2 separate regions of the Mus musculus genome follow, and region 1 is linked to region 2. Evidence: chromatin contacts called from ENCODE POLR2A ChIA-PET data. All regions are on one chromosome and are shown on one strand. The core of a region is the stretch at or near the end of the contact, and the rest is flanking DNA. Distances in the headings are between cores, read along the strand shown.

Region 1 (5,061 bases), core at 2,372-4,871, 180 kb after region 2:
CTATGCTAGAACACTCATCTTCAACAACTGACTAGGAATAAAACCCTGAACATCTGTTGTCCCCATACTCAGACCATGCTCTGCATCTGAGTGACAGACAGGATGAGCCTTTAGGCCAGCCTCTCCTCTCACTTTACTGTGACTAGAAGGCCATGTGATTTGAAAGTCCACTCTTCTGGGGTAAAATTCCAACTCTGACAACTGGGTTATAGATTCCTATACTTTTTGTTTTGTTTTGTTTTTTGTTTTTGGGTCCAAGAATGGTTTTTTGCCAGTAAAACACCCAGGCTTATCAGATTAACAAAGATTCTTCTTAATAGAAATTAAAGGGGAGTCAACACATATTGGACCTACTAGGGTCTAGCTGGTCTAAGCAACATTTTAAGTAAACTAAGATGATCATTTCAAATGTGGAGGTCATGGTCACTCTATCTTGAGAAATCTCTCTTGTAAATGATCACCCTTCAAGCTATGATTATCTAGGTCAAGTTCACACCAGATAGATCAATACTTTAGAAAGTTAACTGTTGCTTTTTGTTAACTGTGCCCACAATACCCACTTCCCTTAAAAGTATTCCAACGGCTGATATTCAAACTGACCACAGATGAGGTAAGCAAAGCTCTCTGTGGCCTGTCGAGACAGCCTAATCCCCGACACTTTCAAGGCAGTTAACACCACCGCTTGATACCAACTCTGTCATCACAAGTAAACAGTCACAAAATTAAGAAAGGGATAGACGAAATATTGATGACTGATCCTTTTAAATATGTCCGATTGACCAGGCTGGTTTCCAAAACAGTTCTATGGGGTGAGTTCATTTCTTAACCGTCTGTGTTCTCTGTCCTCAAGCACTGGCTTTAAAACTGTGCGTCAGGCTGAGGTGAGGACTGTGAGAAACCTGACCTGCTCAAGACAACAGGGAAGGCCCAGCTGTGACCCTGGTGGTGAGGCAGATCTTGCTGAAACTGGGTGCTTTCACAAGTTAGCATCACGGTCCCTGAGTGTAGAGAAGGGGAGATGACTAGAACACAATTTGTGGAGAAATATGGCATATTCATTTGCTTCTCTGTTTGCTAAACAACATAACCAGAGGCAGCTGAGGAGGAAAGGATTTATTTGGCTTCTGCTGTCATGTCACAGACGTGAGGGAAGCCAGGGCGGGAACTGATGCAGCCTGCATGGAGGTACACTGCTTACTGACTTGCTCTCCAAGGCTTGCTCAACTTGTTTTATTCAGCCCCAGACCACCTGCCCAGGGGCAACACTGCTGAGGTGAGTGTCTCACAGGCCGACCTGATGGGAGCAGTCTTCCCCAGTGACTCCAGGTTGTGTAAAACAGACAGAAGCACATGAGGCATGAGTCTCCATGCCAGTGTGGCTAAGCAGGACTGCTGCTGAAGGAAGCTGTGTGAAGCACAAAGGACCCAGGACACAGGTTTGTGGAGGAAGACAGTGTCGGTGCCAGCACTGGGGCAGGATCCCAGCAACAGTGTCTCAGGCTCTCCTCCCTCCTGACTTTCTAGGAACCAGAGCGAGCAAGCGGACGGCTGCTGGCTGGACTGCAGCAGCAGTTCTATCCACAGCACCTCTGCAGCCACCTTGTTTATCTTTCTTACTGGAAGAGGAAGAGGAAGAGGAAAGGTTTCTTGGCGACCCTTTGAGACACAACCTGAGAACCAGACAATTATACCTCTCCCTAGAGGAGCTAAGACCTGCCCACTCAGGTAGTCTCCGCTTAGATCACAGCCTACCCCTTTAATTTGGATCCTCTGTGAGAAGCTGTTCTGAGCTGCGGTTTTACAGCTCTAATTCATGGTCCTAAGCAGTCCCTGGCTCCTGTTCTCGTAAGCAGGCTACACCTGTCTAAATCACACCATGCAAAAGAACGTGTAAAAGTCAGACCTTCCCCATTTGGGGGGTGGGGGCAGAGGGAGGGATATTCTCTCGAGACGCTCTTCCCCCAGACCCCCATGCACCCCTCACAGCAGCTTTCTCTCTTCACCCTTCCTGTGACCTGCATCCCTCAACAAACCTCTGCTCCAGACTCAAAGGGAAAACACTTTCCCTTGAGGAAATGCTTTCCCACCTGAAGGTCCAGCCATGATTCCCAAGCCCTGTCTCCTAGTAACCCTCACTCCTGAAGGGCTACTTAAGTGTGTGCTCCTTCCCACCAAACAGCGCTCGCTCTGCCCATTCCTCTCTTTAACGCTGACTTCCCTACTCTCCCTCTTCTGAGGGCGTCTCTCTTAAGCCTCATGGAAGCCTGTATTAAAATATCTTTAACAAAAATGTCAGCCATAACTCACTGTGTAAACTGGTCCTGGGATTCTTTTCAGCCTCCAAGCCATGAATCCTGTTTTGTTCTGAGCAGAGGCTCTACAAGTCCAAGGGGGCTCCTGAGCCTGATGAAGGCAGCAGCACGGAACTGAACCTCTGTCCTCTCATCACTGACAAAATGACCTTGAATAAAAATTCTGAGTACTTTGGAAGTAATCTTGTCAATGGAGAGAAAACTGATTTTACAATTGCCAGTGTTCTTAACCACAGTGGAAAACAATACAGCCAGGTAAGAAGAAGCCTTGCACTCACGGCCTTATCTGTCCGTTTCCCCCAACTCTCGAGAATGACATGGAGAGGGCTTCTCGAAAGGCACACACAACGACAAAGAGCCGCGAATAATAAAATTTTCCTGACTGGAAATCAGTAACTGGTCTTGCAGCAATGAAAACAGTTCAAGTGGACAACTGCACACCTCCCTCCAGCTATCAGAGTATTGAAATAATGTACCCCAAAGAACTACAAATCCCCAGGAACCTCATGCCAGGAGGATAAGGCAGCCGTGCCAGCCAGAGAAAGAACTTGTCTGCCAGGAAGATGGTTACACGGTGCTGACAACCTGCTACATGTCCTTGCAGGAGCCTGAAGCCCAGAGAGTGGTGCTGGGTGTGACAGCAGTGTGCAAGACTGCTCTCCGACATCAGTCTCCTGCCTCGGATTAAGCCTAAAGCTCAGTGCAATACCCAGACTGCCTTGTTCCTAGTTATTCCTCCCCCTAAAGCAGCACACTGGACTAATCTCCCTCTGCAGCTTTTCCCCAATACCTGTTTAATTGCTAAGGAGGAGAGGGCATACTGGGTATTAGGGCTTAGACACTAACAACTACAGTAACCATAGTGTCAATTCACGACTGAGACTCAAGCCTGTGAGAATAACAGCAGACCAGTTTTGCTGAGCTGGAAAAGCTCCTAGATTAACACTCAAACTACCCAGAGGCCCTGCAGGACCAGTGTCTTCTGGGACCATAAGAGGCAGCCAGAAACGAGAGATGGCTCTCATCTCTCTGCCTACTGACAGACTGTGGTGGAATAAGCAAATTCTTTTTAGTCTTTGTGCCATGTTCCTAGCAGAGAGCTCCTAAGCCCCTGGGATTTCCTTTGTGTAAGAAGTGGCTTCTCCCACACAGTCTGCCCCTTTCCACAGCTTCTGAATTGTGCTGCCAGGGTCCTTAGGGCAGAACCCTAGACAGCCTCAGAGGGAGCCAGAAAGACCAAGACAGTAGAGGGTGGGAACTTCCCTCCACCCATGTCCAGGAAGGGGTGGGAGGAGCTGGGGATCCTCCTGCATCACAGGTGCATGATCCACACCCAGATTTGCATGTGGCGCTTACAAAGCAAGCACTTTCCCAGTGGACCCATTTCTCCATCCCTGTCACTCCACTTTCTAACTAGATCTTAAATATGAACAGCCGAAGGCTCCGGTTATGCAAAACCCCTAATATCAAAATCAGAAAACAGCAAGTAGAAAGAATTCAAAAGAAACAAATTCTACAAAGCAATGAAATCTTGGGGGGAAACTGGAAGTTATTCCTCAGTGTTACAGGAAGATAAATCACCATGGCTATGAAACAAAAAACAAGACACCAAGAAAAATGTACAGTTGGGTAGTTAAAAGAGAGCTAGTTACAGTTAACACTGAGACAGCCAAAATATTTACTTAAATAAACAACAAGCCAACAGCAGAAGAGCTCAGTCTCTTGGTCAGTAAAAAAATGTGGACTACAATTATGGTACGTGGTGTGTCCCTTAGCCCGACAATGAGTAAAACGAAAAGGACTCTGACACTCTTGGAGGTGAGCTACCCTGTCAAAAGGATACTCCTACAACTCCAAGAAGAGGAACCAAGGCTTCCTACCCACAGCCACAAGAGTGAGTCACTCTGGAAAATGAGTCTTCAGGTAACTCTAGTCCCTGCTGACAGGAACAGGATCAATACTTTGCTCTGAAATTCCTGACCAACAAAAGATATGGCAGCAATCTTCAACAGCTAAGCACGATACCCTTCAACTCAGATTCCAACTCCAGACATCACCAAACAGAAGCATGTGTCTGTCCACAGCACAAGAGGTACAGGGGGCCATAGAAACTGGAGGAGTGTGGTGTCTTGACTTGCCACAATACTACACTACTAACGACGAGACTGACTAGAGCTACATTGGGCACCAAGGAAACAGCTAAACAAAGGACAGAAACAAACCAGACACAGCCTGTGCTTCACTATGTGTGGCTCAAACTGACAAACTAAACTGGGGTATTAAGTCAGGATCGTGTTGAAGAAGTAGCAACTGGGGGGGCAGCAAAAACGGGGCTTTCCAGGGGCAGGTGAGGCTTTACCTTGTCACACAGAAGGTGCTGAGTGAGGAAGACAGCTCTACTTTGAACCATATATTAAAAATTCAAAATAGAGCATAAACCCAAATGGCAAACCTAAAATAAAATTTCTAGAAGAAACCTACATAGGTCAGAGATTTCTCAAATACGCACAACATAGGAAGATTTTTCCAAAGAGTACACAGCATAGGCTATTTATAAACTGGTAGATTTTATTTCATTAGAGTATTTAACTACACTCTTCAAAGGTCACTATTATAAAAATCAACAGAGATAAACTTGGGGAAGTATCTGCTAAATGCACACCTAAAGAACTGGTATGAGAATACAAAGAACTCTCAAAGAACTCTTATAATAATAAGAAAGTCACAAATCTAAGTACAGGTGCACGGA
Region 2 (5,427 bases), core at 2,595-5,094:
TCAGTGACTCCATGTGTTAGGGGTTCTGGGGAGTGGAGATACCCAGAGGGGGCTCCCCCTTCTCAAAGGAGAAGGAAAGGGAGGAGTGGAGGGAGGATCTGCGTGAAGGAAGGATCTGGAAGGAGGAGGAGGGGCTGATACTGGCATGTAAAGTAAATAATAAGTTTTAAAAAAGAATACGGTCTCTATATTACGCAGTAAAAATGTATCCAACGTTCTGAAAGCTTATGCTGTTTTAGTTCTTATGTCTGAATTGACACTGAGGAGCCAAATACTTAACAGTTAAAAGCATGAAGGTGAACTGTCACTATCCTTAATCATTTGACACTGCAAGGACACTCAGTCCAAAACTAACCAGCACATGGCAACTAACTGAAGGAATCAAAACTTTTATACTAAATGGAGCACCTGCTATCTGGAACACCCTGTAACTTCTGACACTTCTGGCCTCTGTAGGCAACCCACACTTATATGCATCTACATAGACACACATGATTAAAAATAAATCTTTAAAAAGAATGCACAAATAATTCCTGATTACAACAGAGAAATGCTAGAACCAATCTAATGCCTGGCAAGCATAAATGGTTAAGCAAGCCCACAGACAGCAGAGTGTTAAGAATAAAATATTCCCATGTCTAACAAATAAAAGAATGGACATTTCATGACTACACGGATATTTAAATGTATGCACATGTAATGGTATTATGTAAAAAAAAAAAAAAAAGAGTAAATCACAAAACTCATTTACAAAGGCGAAGACCATATATCAGAAGTTAGAAGAACATAAATAGGATTTTAGGTTTAATGAACTCATATTTCTCTGTCAGAAAATTAAACATAAAACTTTGTTGTTGTTGTTGTTACTGCTTTTGAGACAAAAGGTCTCTCTACATAGCCCTGTCCTACAGCTCATTATGTAGACAAGGCTGGCCATAAACTAAAGAGATAAACCTGCCTCTGTCTTTGAGTGTTGGGATTAAAGGTGTACCCAGACACCAAAGGCTTATACAACAATTTTAAGGAAACAAAATAGTGAAATCATCAGGCAATCCATACCAAGTTAATGTGGGATGAGGACTTCATAGCAGAAGCTATAAGACTATGCGGTGCTGCACACATTGCATTGAGCTACACCTGCTTCATTCTGCACTCAACCAGTAAAAGACAGTGTTTCTCCTAAGAAATCTGAAATACCTTTCAAGGGAAACACATAAGCAAACATAATTATTCCTGTGTTATAGAGGTGGGGAAAGAACCAGAAATCATATCAACAGCATCAAGGACCTCTCTGCTCACTCTTGTCCCCTCAGGAAATATGGAGTGGTATGTTTATGTTCTCCTGTCCCCAGTTCCTGTATTGAAAAAGTAGACCCTTAGGCAATGGTACTATGAAGGAAAGCCTTTTAGGGATGACCAAGTCCTGGGGACAGAGTTCTCATGAATGGTTTAGTGTTCTCAAAAAATAGGCTAAAGAAGCTCTTTCATCCCTCCCACCACATGAGGCATACATACACATGGACGAGGAAGAAAATGAATCCTCACCAGACCCTAAATCTGTGAGCACCTAAAACTTTGATTTCTCAGCCTCCCAAACTGTGAGGTAAATTTCTGTTTGGAAAAGAGGGAAGGGATGTTTGTAAAGTTACCATCTTGACCGCAGGAATAAAAATTTAAACTGTTTACTAAGCAGAATAGCTCCCTACTGAGAGAAAAGGGAAGATGTCTAAGTCTCCACGCCAGCTAGTTAGAGAAGAGCCTAGGGACATTTGCCCTCTTCCTACTGCTAACGGAGTAGCTGAGAACAAGGACAGCAAGCCAACATCCAGAATATGATCTGTCTTGCCTGTTTCATCCCCACACCTATCTAAGTCAAACCCTCAAAGGATCAGAAACTTCAAAAGGACACTTAAAGACCTTGTGAGACAACACAAATCACCCACAAATCCACTCACACTTCTCTCTAAAGTCCGTGTCCAGTGTCACATCTCTGCTGCTTCTCCAGAAGACTCTAATCCACAAACATTTCCTCATCTATGCTCTCTAGGTATGTGGACCATACCTTTCGTAACATCAGATTTTATTAATAAGCCTCTGTTCTCCAGTGGCTGATGGAGGAGCCAGGAATGTATTTCTCTAAGAAATTACGAATACAACACACATTCACTGTTCATTTACAGACCAAGTACTTGTTTATAAAGGTTGGCTTCTGAAATATTTAACAGAAAAATTCAGTGTGCCTGTAAGACTGGATCTCACTTTAGGTCAGAACTCTCTAGAAGGAGGCAGAAGTTCCTGCTTTTCCGGGTACCACAGTTAATGGACTGTGTGCCTGGGTGAATCTTACCGATTGGTAGGCATTATTGAACCCTCTACGACTTACGTGTCATAGATACACGTTTGTTTCTTTCTAAAACTGTAGTGACCATGTTAACGCCACACAGGATAGCCCACAAACCTAAAGAGAAGCTGCAAAATGCCATGAAAACTTTAATAGCCTCCCTAATACTCTAAAACAACCTCAAAATTCACAACTGTGGTATAGCTAAGAGTCATAAAATAAACACCAGCTTAAAATTTTAGTAAATAAAAAGTGTAAACGTTTTCTTAACCATTATTTGAAGTATTAAAATTAACGGTTTCTGAGAGGCCCTGGATCCTCCAAATGGTTAAGTTTTAGTAACTTTACGAAATAATGGTGTATTGTGATGCTCTACACCTGATACCTAAAAGCTGCTTTCAGCTGGTAAACTGAAAAACGTGTGGGCGGATGGCCTACGAAACCAACATTTTCAAGGCAGGTTCTTTCTCCCGCTCTCTGCTGCTTTTTAAGTGTTTAAAGCCATCGCGGAGAAACCCATTTGGGGGTCTCTTAAAAATTTTATAGCTTAAAAAAAAATTTAAAGGCCAGGGACTAAACTTAACTACAACTAGTCTTTATTAACGCGGTTTTCAAGGAGGGTTAGAATGCGTCACAATCCACAGGTTAAATGATCAACTAGTATTCTTGAAGTTCGGTATCAAAGTCCTAGAGAGAATAAGCCGTCATGACCAGGAGTTCTAGGAAAGTGCAATAAAACAGTGAGCTACGAAATTAAGTTACTGGAAGTTGTCGCTCGGCTGGGAGCGCCCCGTGTGGGCATCGGGTCACCGCGTACCTGCGTGCAGGCCAGTCCAAGGGCGCTCCGCAAGCCGCCGGGGTCCGGGCAAAGCGCCCCGAGCTGCAGCGACGAGCCCGCGGGGACCACCCGGGGTCCGCAGGCCCCCGTCCCGTCGCGGCTCGAAATGCGACCCCACCCACAGCTACGCCCCTTCCCGCTCCTTGACCCCGCTCCTAGACCCCGCTCCCACCGCGGCGCGCAGCCCGACAGGCCTCCCCCACCTTGCACTCGTTGCTCTTCTCTTCGGCGCAGAAGTTGACCGGCGCCAGGCCGGGCAGGTAGAAGGCGCTTCCCGGGCGCGGGCCTGGGACCGTCCCTAGCAGGAGCAGCGACAGCAGCAGCAACCTGGAGCCTTGCGCTGGCGGCGACGCTGGCGGCCTGGAGCTCATGCCGGCGGCTGTGAGAGGCGAGCGGCCGAGCCGAGGGGGACGGCGAGGAAGGAGGGGTCCGGGGCGCTCGGAGATCACCTCAAGGCCCGAGCGCAGAGAAGGCCGGCCCGCAACGGCTAGTTCCGGTTACGCTAGGAGACACCGCGGGCCCCGCGACAGAAACCGAAGCGGGCCTCCACGGAGCATGCGCGGGGCCGCACGCACATGCTCAGTGCCGGCGCCGCAAGCGCAGCGGGCTCTTTCCGGGCGGGGCGGCCAAGAGATCCGCGTTCCGGGATCTGGGTGACTTCCGCCTGCGCGCTTCCGGCACCCACAGTCGGGTTCCAGGTTCCACCGTGGCGCTCCAGAGCGCCGCGCTTCTCGGGCGCACCTCTTCTCTGCCCTCTGTCACCTCATACCCGTCAGTCCGCTCAGGACTGATGAACCAAGTACTTTCTGATGGAGACCGAGTTGGTCGATGAGGCAGAGCTCAGGGGTTACCTAGTTGGGGCCAGGGTAAGGGAACAAATGGAAAGAGCGGTTCGTAAATCTTTAAACAGCTCTTAGAGGTTATTTGCAAGAATAATTCCTAAGCATCGGAAATGCTGGGACATTCTTGTGTGGGAGAAGTGTGCACACAACAAACATATCTTTCAGAAAGTCGAAATGAGATAGATGAGAGAGGGTAGTAAATATAAAGTAGCAATGGCAGGTTGCAATGAAGATACCGGGGCTTAGTTAAGCAAAGCAGTCGTGTTAAGGAAGACTATTACGGCATTATTACTCTTCGACAAGGTGCATAGCTTTTCCCATTGATAATGGGAAATGGTTATGTCTCTGTGTTAGTGCGCAAGCATTATGCTCAAGGAGGAGAAAAGTTTAGCATAAAAAGCCCATGGAGTTTTAGACTTCAACCGAATTCTTCCCCAAGTGCATCATCTTAGAATATAAAACACAGTCCTGGATGACTGTAACCCCCAAATTCAAGAAAAGGCAAATTCAGAAAATAGGTAAATTCAAAAAAGTTTGTAGTCTCATGCTATTAAATTTTTTCTGTGTGCTCATATATTGCTCCCTTCCCCAAAGTTTACAACTAACCAGATTTTCAATGGCTCTAGCACCTACAGAAAGAACTACTGACATACCTAAAAAGAGCTTTAACATCAAAGGTAATTTGTACTGGCTGAGCGTCCTGGCTTTGGAACATTGTGATCTAGCGATGTGCCTCTGGGCATGGGTTCATCACTGGAGAAATGAAAGTTAGAAGAGAAGACAAGGGTGCTCACCCTCTCAAAGAGTGGTAAAGATTAAGTTAAAAAATACTATATCACAAAAAAATAGGTGATATAGTAGTTGTCCCAGGCGGTCCTGACCACTTTTATAACAAAAGGAGGCGTGTCCATCAGCGCACACCATCTCAAATACATGCACATACTGAACTTTGGGCTAAGTCAAGACAACGCCCTTTGTCGAAAAAGGAAGCAGCTGTCTCCAAATATAAAGAGGTAGGATTAACACCCCCCACACACCTTACCTATTTTTCTGATAATACCAAACTAGACCTTCACTGCCGTAGCTCCCGCTCCAACCTTGCCATTACTACTTTTTTCTACCTGTGACAATCTCACTGTCCATAGCTGGCATGCTGCTCGCTGTGCCACTGAGTTCTTTTGGTGGTCTCTAGGCTCCTACCTACCACGCTAGGCCACTCTGTAGGTCTCCCCAGCTTCTACTTGTGCTAAGAGGGATAATGTAGAATGTAGGTGTCCCCCATTTCCACCGCTGCTCCTCGGTGTCTACCAATTTCGGAAACGATCGTGTTTATTGTTCACTGTCTCACTTCCCAGGGCTGCAGGGGCCTGGTCTCTGCATCTTCCAACTCTACAGCAGGGCCTGGA

The links. ChIA-PET counts read pairs that join two places held with the same protein, here RNA polymerase II (POLR2A).
Region 1: POLR2A ChIA-PET joins it to region 2 with 14 read pairs in embryonic stem cell. The contact joins the enhancer-like site here to the promoter of A330035P11Rik in region 2. POLR2A ChIA-PET finds 5 or more read pairs at or near these places in 4 of 5 experiments (Patski and embryonic stem cell).

Annotation. Positions count from the first base shown.
Region 1 is chr14:121,930,296-121,935,356 of GRCm38, reverse strand. All of the region lies in intron 4 of Ubac2 (ubiquitin associated domain containing 2), which reads right to left. It overlaps Gm46485 (a long non-coding RNA gene), which reads right to left. Exons shown (of 2, transcript XR_001781471.2): 2 at 1,099-5,061. Among named protein-coding and RNA genes, the nearest start is that of Gpr18, 17 kb to the right of the region's middle. Within about 2 kb of position 3,621, at least 1 of the 3 ENCODE cell types and tissues checked has a DNase peak (open chromatin) inside an H3K27ac peak, as active enhancers do.
Region 2 is chr14:122,105,391-122,110,817 of GRCm38, reverse strand. It overlaps A330035P11Rik (RIKEN cDNA A330035P11 gene), which reads left to right and starts at 3,844. Exons shown (of 4, transcript NR_015586.3): 1 at 3,844-5,034; 2 at 5,377-5,427. Tm9sf2 (transmembrane 9 superfamily member 2) reads right to left here and starts at 3,736. Exons shown (of 17, transcript NM_080556.3): 1 at 3,383-3,736. The coding sequence starts at 3,550.